Regions from separate parts of the Homo sapiens genome. Here region 2 is linked to region 1. A link is an interaction called in ENCODE POLR2A ChIA-PET data of the cell type or tissue named here. Cell type or tissue: OCI-LY7. All regions are shown on one strand. Links, peaks and the distances in the headings refer to the core of each region. The heading gives the core; the rest is flanking DNA.

Region 1 (6,496 bases), core at 805-4,804:
TCAAAGAAACCTTGATATTCCTAGGAAAAAATGAGCAATATCTTTGAACTTCCCAGAGCCTCCATACGCACAATCTGGCATAACGTTAGGGAGAAAAGCATTTAACCAGTGAAACTGCAGGACGTGGTGCAAGGCAGACTCCCAATGCCATCAGCACTGCACGCTTCCCCTGGTCCCCACTGAATAACCTCAACTCACCTGAAACACAGCAATGCTCTCCTAGAGTCTTAGGGCTAACCCTGTCTCTAATAGCTGTGTATGATTTGAGGGAAGTCAATTCAGATTTCTACAATTTCATGTTCTTTTTCTTTTACAAAATGAGAAGATTGGACTAGCTCAGTTTTCGAACTTATAGTAACTGTCAAAAAAACTATTTTTTTTTTTTTTTTTTACTTAAACATACTAGGAAGTGTAAGCAAATAAAGCTGATAACGGATCTGTTCTGGCTGAAAAGGCCTGGATGATGCTAAAGCTCCTGCGCTGATCTCTTAGGATTCCAGGGAACACAGTTTGAAGATGCCTGGGCTAGCCCAGCCCTTGGATCCTAATATTCCACTGGAAATGGGCATTGGCGGCCTCCTACTTGCTGCTTGCCGGGTGGTTCGCGTAAGAAACTAGCTTGGTAACTAACCTCGCCAGCCCAGTTATGTTCCATAATATGCAAGTTTTGGCTCACATCTTAATTGTTGTCCAACAAAATACATCACTTTGAAACAACAAACGGAAATAATTGTCATGATCCTTTTCTACCTGTGGTTCTGAATTGCATATTAAAGCCTCAAGCAAGTGTGATACTGGGAAGAGCTTGGGCTTGGGGCCCAGTAGGCCTGCGTTTAAATCGCAGCTGGTCTCTTCAGGATGGTGTCTGAATGGGAAGTGGACTCCTACAGTGAGTGGCAGGACAGGCTCCTGATCTTCCAGTGCACCTGGTGAGTCCTCAGGCTAGAGGCTAAATGGGGTCTCCTCCTCTGCTCTCCCCTTCCCTGCCCTTTTCTGCTCTTCCCTGGCCCCCACTTCTCCCATACCTAGTGCCTAATACAAGAACCTCCTGTGTGCCTGCAGCGAGACAGACAGGGAAAGGTGCAGGAGCATCTGAGTCTGCTTTTTCACTGAGTCACATGGAAGGGGCCAGCGGTGCTGGAGTTTACCAGTTCTGTGAAATGAGGAGAAAGAGGAAATCCATGAGAGAATGGAGCCTGGGTTTTTGCCCTCAGAGGTGCAGTGACCCCACCCATTAACGCACATGGGCCCATCAACAGCCCCCACGCATGATCAGTAGTCTCATGAGTAGAGGAGTCTCCTTTCTTGGGAGTTCAGAAGGAAGTGTGGGTAGGAGGAAGCTTCTTGAGATGGGGAGTGAGAGCAAGTTTGACCTTTGGGTCAATTTTTTCTTCAGCCTCTAAATAAAGTCTTCTGGCCAATCTTATGATTTCATAACTTGCAATGTCTCAGATTCATGCTTTCTTCACCACTTCCATGTCATTAACCTCAAGCCAAGAAATTACCCCCGCCTCCCCTCGCTTGGCATCATTCCAGGTGTTTTCTCTCCCCTCACCGCTGTCCCTTATTCAGCAGCTGCTATACCTTTCCAAAGCTCGCACTTCTGGCCAAAAAGGATGCCTTCGTGTGCTTCACTGAAACAAGGCTAGACTTCCTATCTGGCCTTCAAACTCCCCCCAGGCCCCAATCTGGTTCTATGCTGCTTCTCCAGGGTTATTTTTGGGAACCCCTGCATTGTGCTCTTCTTGGTCTGGGCAGGCAGATTTCTCTCCAAGGAGATGGTGACTCGTACCAAAGCCACCAGGCTTTACCTCTTAAAGGTAAAGGCTTCAATTCTATAGGCCTGACTTTGGGCAGCTATAGGCCTGTGTTAGAAAGAATTATTATTGCCACTAGAAACATCCTATAACTTAAAAAAGTGGGATGCCAAGTTTTATAATTACTATAATTATGATAAAACATTTACATATGGGGAAATACTAGAAAGAAATATTCTAAAAATCATGTTGGCTGTGTTAGAAGGTAGAAATCAGTAAGATGGTCTCTGTAACAATGTTTCTGTAATGTTTTTATATTGCTTTGATAATTACACTAAAACAAGAGAAAAGTAATGAGTTTTATTGTTTTTAACTAGTTAAGCTCTGTACCAATGGTAGTTGGTCAAGAAGATCTCTAATAATCCAAATTTTAAAATCTATGATTTCCTGAAAATAAAAAAGTAAAAATGTCAAGAAGAAATAAAAGGATGACTAAGCTATTAGATTATTTACAGCTATAGGTACCTGCAAATATAACATGCCAAAAGTAATGCATGTTAATGAATGATAAGGGTTAAAACTTTTCTATCTATTAAATCAAGAAGACAAACTATAATCATTTAAGAATATTATTTTCCAGAAAATAATTTCTCTGTTCTTTCTTACCAGCCTGTTATTAGAGATGAGCTTTTAAGGTTTATCCTTTTACTTATTTATTAAAAAACACACACTTAGCCAGCTTAAAAAAAAAGGGAGAAAGCAAAAAGCAGCCTCTGATGGATTGCCCAGTACAGAATTATTTATATGAAAACTCCTGCCTAAGCATAATTTTTTGAGATGACATGTGCTTTGAAAATACAATGTGATTTCATCTTGAATGTAAAAGTAACTGTCTTTTTTTTAATGCTGACACCAGAAGATACAGAACCTGCTGATGTAACACAGAGGGTAGTTGGCTCAATCAATCCAAAAACCTATAAATCCATATGATATACAATATACAGTACAGTATCAAGGAAAATATCATTGATTTATATAACTGGAAATCTGAACAATACAATTTTACTTATGTTTGTTTTCCCTCCTCAAGAGCCTGCATCTGTGATGATGAGGGGAGGGTTATGATTCTTACAGAGCTGTGTTTTGGACTCCAGTCCTTCTTTGGAGTCCAATTTAGGATCTATTAGCATAGTCTTTGTGGTCCACTGAGTGTGAGAACATGCAGTTTGCTGAAGAGTGAAGATTGAATCAAGTTTCAAGGATTCCTAAGTAAAGCTCTAGCACATGACACTCAAGAAAAAACAAAAACAGATAAAAGCAGGCCAGCTACCCAGTTTCCTGGGATCATTTCTGTCTCAGGTAGGTCCCAGGCTTACCCCTTTTTATAAATGGGTACTTTAGTTGCAGATGATCTTTTACTTTAGAAAGAATACTTGTATATTGGCTCCTCTGGGGCAGAGAGGTTAGGGCTCCATAAATGCTTGTTGAATGAATGAATTTCTTTTCCAATGAAGTCTACCTCCAGCAGCTTTGCCTCACCTGGAACCCATATTGATTATTTGGGGTTTATTGTAATTTGGCCCCACCACTGACTTTTCCAGCCTTATCACCTGCTCACTGCTCACCTAGATCATCCCCCGCTTGTGGCCCTGTCTGCTCACAGACCCTGGAAGGGAAATACTACCCAGTGCAGTAGTGGAAGTTTTCTTACCTTGCTCCGCTTATTGACATCCGATATATCCCCACTTAATCCTTACTACTTCTATAAAACTTTTGCTCAAGCTTCCAACCCATAAGTGGTCTATCTCAACTCATAAGTGATCTATCTCAACCTGTACTTCTCATTTTACCCTTATTCCTATACTGTCCTGTGATACAAATTGTGCTATTGCTAGGGCTGTGGATAACTTTTGTTATGTTCTTAAGAGCAATCCCCATAATATTTTGGATTCCTAACAGAACCTAGCACAGTGTTATGTATATAGATATGTATTATGGGTTTAATTATGTCCCCCTCAAATTCATATGTTGAAGTCCTAACAATGAGTACCTTGGAATATCACCTTAGAATTTGAAAATAGGTTGTTGGAGATGTAATTAGTTAAGTAAGAGTAGTTAAGTAGGGTAGGCCCCATCTAATATGAATGGTGTTCTTGTAAAAAGTGGAAACTTGGCCGGGCACGGTGGCTCACACCTGTAATCTCAGCACTTTGGGAGGCGGAGGTGAGTGGATCACAAGGAGTTCCAGACCAGCTTAGCCAACATGGTGAAACCCTGCCTCTACTAAAAATACAAAAAATTAGCCAGGCATGGTGGCAGGCACCTGTAATCCCAGCTACTCAGGAGGCTGAGACAGGAGAACTGCTTGAATCTGGGAGGTGGAGGTTGCAGTGAGCTAAGACTGTGCCACAGCACTCTAGCCTGGGCAACAGAGCGAGACTCTGTCTCAAAAAAAAAAAAAAAAAAAAGGTGGGAAAGACGACACACATCCAGGCATGACATGTGAACATGAAAGCAGATATTGGGAATGTCCAAGATTGCCATTAAACCATCAGCAGCTAGGGAGAGGCATGGAACAGATTCTCACAACCCTTAGAAGGAACCATCCCTAATGATTCCTTGATCTTGAATTTCTCCAGAGCTGTGCAATAATAAATTTCTGTTGTTTAAGCCATCCAGTTTGTGGTATTCTCTATAGCAGCCCTGGCAAACAGATATAACATGCTTAATAAGTGCTATTGAATCACAGTGAAAAAGAGAGGGGCACAGAGATTACTGTGGACTTTAAAAAACCCATATGTTTTTTAAAACAGTAATTTTTAAAATAGACTTTAATATGTAGAGCGGTTTTAGGTTCACAGCAAAACTAAGTAAAGGGTTCTGAGATTTCTGCCCCTACATGCACGCAGTCTCCCTGACTGTCAAAATCCCTCACTAGAGTGATAACTTGTTACATACATTGACCCAACATTGTCACCCAAAGTCTGCATTTAATGTTAGATTTCACTCCTAGTGTTGTGTATTCTGTGGGTTTTGACAAATATGTAATGACAGGTATCCACCACTATAGTATCATACAGATAATTTTCATTGCCCTAAACCCCTCTGTGCTCTGCCTATTTATCCCACTCTCCTGCCTAATCCCTGGCAATCAGTGATCTTAGGATCTCCATAGTTTTGCCTTTTCTAGAATATATCATTGAAATCATACGATACGTAGCCTTTTCAGATTGACTTTTTTTACTTAGTTATATGCATCTAAGATTCCTACACGTCTTTTCATGGCTTGGTAGCTTATTTTTAGTGCTGAATACTATTCCATTATCTGGATAGACCACAGTTTATTTATTTATTCACTTACTGAAGGACATCTTTGTTGCCTCTAAGTTTTAGCAAATGTGAACAGAGCTACTGAAGACATTCATGAGCAGGTTTCTGGGTAGCCATATGTTTTTAACTAATTTGGGTAAATACTAAAAACCATGATTCTTGGGTCATATGATAAGAGTGTGTTTAGTTTTGTAGGAAACTGCCAAACTGTCCTCCCAAGTGGCTGTACTATTTTGCATTCCCTCTAGTGATGAATGATACTTCCCGGTGCTCCATACCCTTGCCATCTTTTGTCGTTGCCAATGTTCTGGATTTTGGCTATTTCAATCAGTGTGTAGAGGTATCTCATTGTTGTTTTAATATGAAATTGCCTAATGACGTATGATGCTGAGCATCCTTTCATATGTTTATTTTCCATCTTTGTATCTTCTTTAGTGAGGTTTAAGTATTTGCCTAATTTTTTAATCAGGTCATTTGTTTTGTCATTGTTGAGTTTTAAGAGTTTTTATATTTGAATAAGAATTATTTATCAGATACATCTTTTGCAAATATTTTCTCCCAGTCTGTGGCTTGTCTTAGTCTTTTGACAATGTACTTTGTAGAGTGGAAATTTTTAATTTTAATGAAGTCCAACCTATCAATTGTTTCTTTCATGGATTCTGCCTTTGGTGTTGTATCTAAAAAGTCATCACCAAATCCCAAATCATCTAGATTTCCCCATGTTATCTTCTAGGAGTTTTATAGTTTTATATTTACATTTAGGTCTATAATTCATTTTGAGTTAATTTTTCTGAAAGGTGTAAAGTCTGTGTCTAGATTCTGGGTTTTTTTTGCATGTGAGTGTCCACTTGTTCCAGTACTATTTGTTGAAAAGACTATCTTTGTTTCATTGTATTGCCTTTGTTTCCTTGTCAAAGATCTGTTGACTCTATTTAAGTGGATCTATTTCTGGGCTTTCTATTACGGGTTCCATTGATCTACTTGTTTATTCTTTTACCAAGAAATACACTGTCTTGATTATTGCAGCTTTGTAGTAAGTCTTGACATTGGCTACTGTCAGTCCACCAACTTTGTTCTCCTTTGATGTAACGTGTCTATTCTAGGTCTTTTGTTTCTCCATGTAAATGTTAGAATCAATTTGTCAATATCCATAAAATAACTTGCTGGGCTTTTGATTGGCATTGACCAAATCAAAGAACTAGCATCTCAATAATATTGAGTCTCCCCATTAATAAACATGAACTATCTCTGCATTTATTTAGTTCTTTGATTTATTTCATCAAAGGTTTGTAGTTTTACTCATAAAGATCTTGAACATATTTTGTTAGACTTATATCTAATTATTCATTTTAATATTATGGTGTTTTTAATTTTCTTTCTTTTCTTTTCTTTTTTTTCTTTGAGACAGG
Region 2 (6,496 bases), core at 1,732-5,731, 110 kb after region 1:
TGTATGTATATACCATATTTTGTTTATCCCTTTATCCATCAGTGGATGTTTATGCTGTTTTTTGTTGGCTTGTTTGTTTTTTACCTCTTGGCTGTTGTGCATAATGCCGCTTCATATCCGAAAGTGGAATTGTTGGATCATATGTTAATTCTATTTTTAATTTTTTGAGGAAGCACCATATTGTTTTTCATAGTAGCTGCATCATTTTACATTCCCACCAACAGTGCACTAGGGTTCCAGTTTCTCCACATCCTTGCCAATGCTTGTTTTCTTTTTAAAAAAATTTTTGTTATTTTTTTGAGACAGAGTCTTGCTCTGTCACCCAGGATAGAGTGCAGTGGCATGATCTCGGCTTACTGCAACCTCCACCTCCTGGGTTCAAGCATTTCTCATGCCTCAGTCTCCTGAGTAGATGGGATTACAGGCATGCACCACCACATCAGGCTAATTTTTGTATTTTTAGTAGAGACAGGATTTCACCCTGTTGGCCAGACTGGTCTTGAACTCCTGATCTCAAGTGATCTGCCCAACTCGGCCTCCCAAAGTGCTGGGATTACAGGCATGAGCCACCATGCTTGGCCTGTTTTCTTTTTCTTTTTTAATAGTAGCCATTTTAATGGGTACTAGATGAGGGTTTTCTAATATTTTTGTTTGTATTTTTGTTTTTCTATTCATGGACAATCTTGGTCTATGATATTCCCTTCTTTTACTATCTTTGTGTATTTTTTATCAAAATTGCTCTATTCTATATGAAATAAGTTAAAGAGCCTTACCTTTGTATTCTCCCAAAGTATTGCATTATATACAGCATAAATTTTTCTTACGTATCTGGTGAATCTTTACATTTGAAATGGCTTCTCTGTATGATACATTTATTTTTCTTATTTCTAATTATGATTATTTGTGACATATTTTTAATTCTTGATCAGTCTTACCAATGGCTTGTTAATTTTCAAACAAATTTTCTTTTTGCTGTTTCTCCAGATAAATTATTTTTATTTTATTATCTTTTTATGTCCTCCTTTTAGGTTTATTTTGGGTTTACTTAATTGTTAGTTTTCTAACTTAATTTGAATGCTGAGCTTATTAGTTTTCTATAATGTTTCCTTTATTGATATATAAAGCTGACATTTCCCTACATGTACAGCTTTAGCAGCATTCAACAAGTTTTGATATGAAAAAGTCTTGTTATTTTTGTTGTTCTATTTTAGATATTCTATAAATTCTGCATTATAACCTTTTGATAAACAAATAATTTGATGATTTTAAAGTTATAAATTTATGGTATTTTATTTCTAATTATAATTAACAATGGCCAGGGAAGATTATCTGCATATTAAGGGTTTATAAAGATGAAAATATGTAAAATGTGTATATACTCATATTGTGTGAGTAAAGGCACAGAAAAAAATCTGGAAGTTTATATAACAAAATGTTAATAGCAGTTATTCCAAGTGCTAGAATTTAAAAAGATTTCTCTTTTTCTTTGCATTTTTTATATCTTCTGAATTTGAAACATGAATATGAATTTTTTTTTACTAGAAAACAAAGACATTTATATATAGGGGATAAAAAATAGTTTAGATGAATATGTACTACCTGTATTGAGAACCCATTTCTAATCCTCTGCAGACTTCAGAGTTCAGTATTTACTTACTGAAATACTAAAGAAAAAAAAAACAAAAATAGTTCCCTTGGCATGACTTTTAAAACAAATATTTGATTAATAATAAGTTTTCATCGTATATCTGAAAAGAATTATGAATTCTCTAATCGTGAGTACCTAGAGAATTTCACTCATTTCTTTTGAGCTCCATTTTTGTCTTTAAACATTTATTTATCCACTATTTCGACATGTTTGTAGTTGAGGAATGGAGTCAGATCGATCATGTCATATTATGAAACCTAAAGGTTTATGTTTTGTCTGTTTGATTAATGTATTTAAATTTGAACCAGATTATTGCATCCTCAAGGACAGAGATCAGGCTTGATTATTTATGTGTTTTAAATTTTTAGGCACAGGACCTAGCCTATGTAGAACCCTTTAAAATGTTTCATTAATGGGCAAATTTTGAAATAGACATTTCAAAACTTAAGACAGGAGATATTTACAGAAATGCCTTCTTTGGTTAACTTCTCTTTGAACTTAAAGTAAATTTCTTGAGGACAAAAACTGTGTCTTGGACACTGTTAGATCTTTTGCACATTGCGTGGCACGTGGTAGTGACTCAGTGAATGTTTGTTCCACGGCATCTTCTTGTTTGCAGAGAGATCTCAGGTTGTCAATATTTGCTTTCTAGTTGGCAGTCCAACCTGTAAATCAGAATTATATCGGATTACGCTTCTCTTTTTCTATTCTCATCTCTCCTGCAACACTCTTTTTCACCTATCCCAAATCAATAAGTAGGAAGAATTCTTTCAACCTGGGCTCAAATGAACCAGAAAGGGTTGGATTTTTTTTTTTTTTGGTGTTTTACATTGGAAATAAATAAAATCACTCATATATCTTCCTGTTTTCTCTTTCTTATCCCCTACAGCACAGCATGCCTTGGGACTGCCCCGGCAACTCAGAAAGGGGGCATACCGCCAATCTAGTTCTTCTCAGTATTCCCACTTTAACTTCAATTTACACTTTCATGGGCTCTTGAACTTCTTGTTTTCCAAGCTTTGCTTTAAGGCCCACTTCTGCAAAAAACATTTTTATGAATCAGTAGAAGACCCTAGAAGTTTCCCTACATTAATAATTTCTTACTCTTAGATTTTGACAGTGTGCTGACAAAGACAATTTTTGTGTTTTAGTAGCATTTGCTCAAGGCAGGTTGATAGTTGATACATATGACTTCTGCTACACTCTAGCTGAGTGACACATGGGTAGAATGAAGGAATACTGTACTTTGTTTTGGTGGTCCTTATGCTTGATGAATGCAATCATTTGTATTTTTTTTTGGTTCTGACTTTCACATATGGTTTTATCACATTTTGTGGACTTCATTGTGACTAATGATTTCCTCCAATATTTATGTATTTCCCCAGTATACAGATCTGTGTTCACATACATACTGACTCTAGTGTCCTCAGATCTATGCCCAGGAGATGAGCAGTATTTTGGTATTTCAATGGGTAAGTTCCCTCAGAAGGGGTACAAGAGATACCTAGCCAACATTAGCTCTGCAGTGAGCCAGAAATGTGCTTTCATATACGTGTAGTATACGTCCATTTGAGGTTCCTTTTTGGCAACAGATGTAAACAGTTTTGTATTTCTAGTAAAAATAGTTCGTTCTTGTTTTAAAAACTAAGAAAGTACAGAAAATATAAAGGAAGAAAAAGAAGAAGTCCTCTTAAATTCTAATACTTGGAGATAACCATTAATATTTTGAGATACATTCTTCCAGAATTTTTTCTTCTTAGCTTAGCATTCACTCACTCAAACACAGTGTATGAGTACACACACACACACACACACACACACACACACACATACATACATAAATATATACACATGTATTCATAGACTTACTGCATTTACAAAAAATGTGATCATAGTATGCAGTGATTTTAATCTGTTTCTTCCCACTAAGATGTTTCCTACTTCTGAATCAATGTGCCTCTGTTTAAGCAACTATTTTACCATTTGGCTCATTTACTATCAAACCCTGTTTCTCTTCTAAGGCTTTTCTGTGTTTATTGTATACTATTTTGTAACACCTCTTTGCTAAGGGTGTTACAAGATGCAGTGTGTAATTGTTTTAAATGAAAACCTCCAAAATAGGTAATAGAAATATGAAAACAAGTGAGAAAGAAAGCCAGCATGTAAAAATCAAGAAAGGAGGAAGAGACCATATGTAGCACGGGAAGTGGGGTTTGCATCATGTTCTTTGAAAATCACAGGATCTCACTTCCTTTGGTTCTCAAACAAACAAAAAGTTAGCTGACTTAACTCTGTATGTGTTGCCTCATGAGGCGATAATATATTCTCCTCATATGAACTCCCCCAATGCTGGAAGGATTGCTGCCTGCACATGCAATGGCTTGAATCTGCCCCTCCTGGCCTTGCCACCCTTTTATTTCTTCCCATGAATGCTAAGGCACACTATTTCAATGCTAATCTACATGACTTTCAAATTGTTCAAAATATTTTTTTGATGTTTCAAAGGCTGAAACTCCTTGGCAAACTATAAATCTTAATGGAAACCAATGTTCTGCTGAAGAGAATGCATCAATGCAAGTTAGCTACCTCACTAGAAATAAAACAGAAAATTAGCAGTGAAAGCAATTTGAATGTAGACTTTATGCTGAGAAATAAAGCAAAAGAATAAAATTGCCACAGTATATTTTAGAAGGTCCTGAACACAACAAACTCTCTTAAAAAGACAATAAAGCTGCTGGAGCAAAAAGCAATGATGTGGTCACACACACACACACACACACACACACACACACACACACAAGCTGATTGGACAGAGAAAGAGCTCAATATTCAATCAATATTCAGCAAGAATACAGGGGTAAGGTGGGGGAGTGTCATAATTGTGTTTCACTGAGCATATCATAGGAGGATTCTGAATCTATGTTTCTCAGCAGTAAAGTGGAGAAGAGATCTGCCTTTGTTCTCTTTACAGGGAATGGCTTATTCCACAACGATACCAAGTGAAGAGCTCTGGAACACCTTGGTGTGCCCTAGAAGGAGCTATATAAATTCACAAAGCAGTACACATTCTCTTAATTGGCATGCACAAAGCTGACTCATCCAATTAACCAATGCTCTTAACTCTTTCTGTAAAACATACTGACTGAGCCCCCGCCCCGCCCCCACCCACAGTAGGCTACTCTTCAGTTTACCACCCACACAGATCTAAAAAGTCCGCTGGGTTTATAGTAGTTGAATTTACTATTTTAATAGTACATCTCAATTAAACTATGTTATATCATGAAACATAACTGTGAGAAGAGTTTATATGTCTGTGAAACCAAAGTTAAATGTTACATATTTAACTTTGATAAAGTTATAAAATATTCCTGTTGTTTCAGGTGTGAATAAGATGACTATAAGATATTAGGAAAATTGTGAGCTCACCCCACTACCCATATTGTTTCTCAGGGATACTTACATTCTGTCAACTTTAAAGAAACTGAAATTAGAAGTTATAGACATTGCATTATAAGTGTGATTTATGCAAAAACAAACAAACAAGATGGCATGAAACTCTAAACACTGATCACCCATCTGAAAGTGAAAATTAACTAATGAAAAGATTGGTGAATGAATATTTTCAATGAAAACAAGATTTTAAAATCATATATATTTCACATGTATATGTAATTTTAAAACTGGTTATCTGATTTAATGAACTATTTTGATTAAGGACTGTGGTATTCTATAGTATTTCATTAAGTTTCCTGTGTGGGTCACCTATGAAACAGACGGGTTTTTCAGAGCAGTCCCTACAATACTGTTTCCATTCCTAAGGCTAAATTCTTAGCTTGGTATAGACAGGGACAGTGAGCCCTCAGTTTTGATTCACACTAGTATATACATATAGAGAGAGGCCCTGCTATACCTGCAGGAGTTGTTTCAACGTTTAAAAATGCCATATCTGCTAGGCACGGTGGCCCACATCTATAATCCTGACACTTTGGGAGGCTGAGGCGGGCAGATTACTTGAGCCTAGGAGTTTGAGACCAGCCTGGGCAAAATGACCAAAAAGAAAAAAAAGTTGCCAGGCATGGTGGTACACGTCTGTAGATCCAGCTACTCAGGAGGCTGAGGTGAGAGGATCGCTTGAACTGAGGAGGTGGAGGCTGCAGTGAAACATGATTGTGCTACTGCACTCCAACCTGGGCAACAACAAGACTGCCTCAAAAAAAAAAAAAAAAAATGAATAAAGGAGAAAAAGGCCACTTCAGAAATGAAGACTAAATTATACAGAACAAAATAAAATACTCACAGTTTGAAGAATGATTAGGAACATAAAGGTTAGAATTGAGATAATAAGAAAATATTTAAAAATATTTTAAAAATGGATATAGAAAAAATGATATGGAGGAGAGGCAAAGGAAATGTAACATTTCTGTAATTGCAATTCCCAAAGAAGAAAATGAACACATTGGAACAAAGCAAACATTTAAACTACAACTCATGACACCTTTCTTGAAATAAGATTTAAATGTATATATTAAAAGTGAAAATTGACCCCAAACTGTGAACACTGACCCATTACAATATTTGATTTTGAAAATGAAACAAGTATCTTTATAACAGCCAGGCAAAAACGAAGTTCTTTTGAAAGAAAAGTTATGCTTTGATTTGAATGTTGGTCCCCTCCCAAACTCATGTTGAAATTTAATTGCCATTGTAACAATATTAAGAGGTGATACCTTTAAGAGGCAATTAGATCATGAAGACTCTGTCCTCATGAGTGGGTCAATGCTGTTATCATGGAAGTGGCTCCCTTACTGTGGGAGTAAGTTCCTTAAAAAGGACAAGTTCAGTCCCCTT

What was found. Peaks named below come from ENCODE experiments on the same cell type or tissue, not always from the same donor. Only the 100,000 strongest peaks of a DNase experiment are listed, where the experiment ranks them.
Region 2: POLR2A ChIA-PET joins it to region 1 with 5 read pairs; 2 of 35 experiments call an interaction of 5 or more read pairs at or near these places.

Annotation. Positions count from the first base shown.
Region 1 is chr6:156,301,521-156,308,016 of GRCh38, reverse strand. No RefSeq gene overlaps it. Among named protein-coding and RNA genes, the nearest start is that of SNORD28B, 74 kb to the left of the region's middle. In OCI-LY7, for the core only: no CTCF peak of the experiment used is centred there; no DNase peak of the experiment used is centred there.
Region 2 is chr6:156,195,121-156,201,616 of GRCh38, reverse strand. The region is part of intron 3 of LOC101928923 (a long non-coding RNA gene); the gene reads left to right. Among named protein-coding and RNA genes, the nearest start is that of SNORD28B, 180 kb to the left of the region's middle. In OCI-LY7, for the core only: no CTCF peak of the experiment used is centred there; a DNase peak (open chromatin) is centred at 3,886; H3K4me3 peaks cover 630 bases.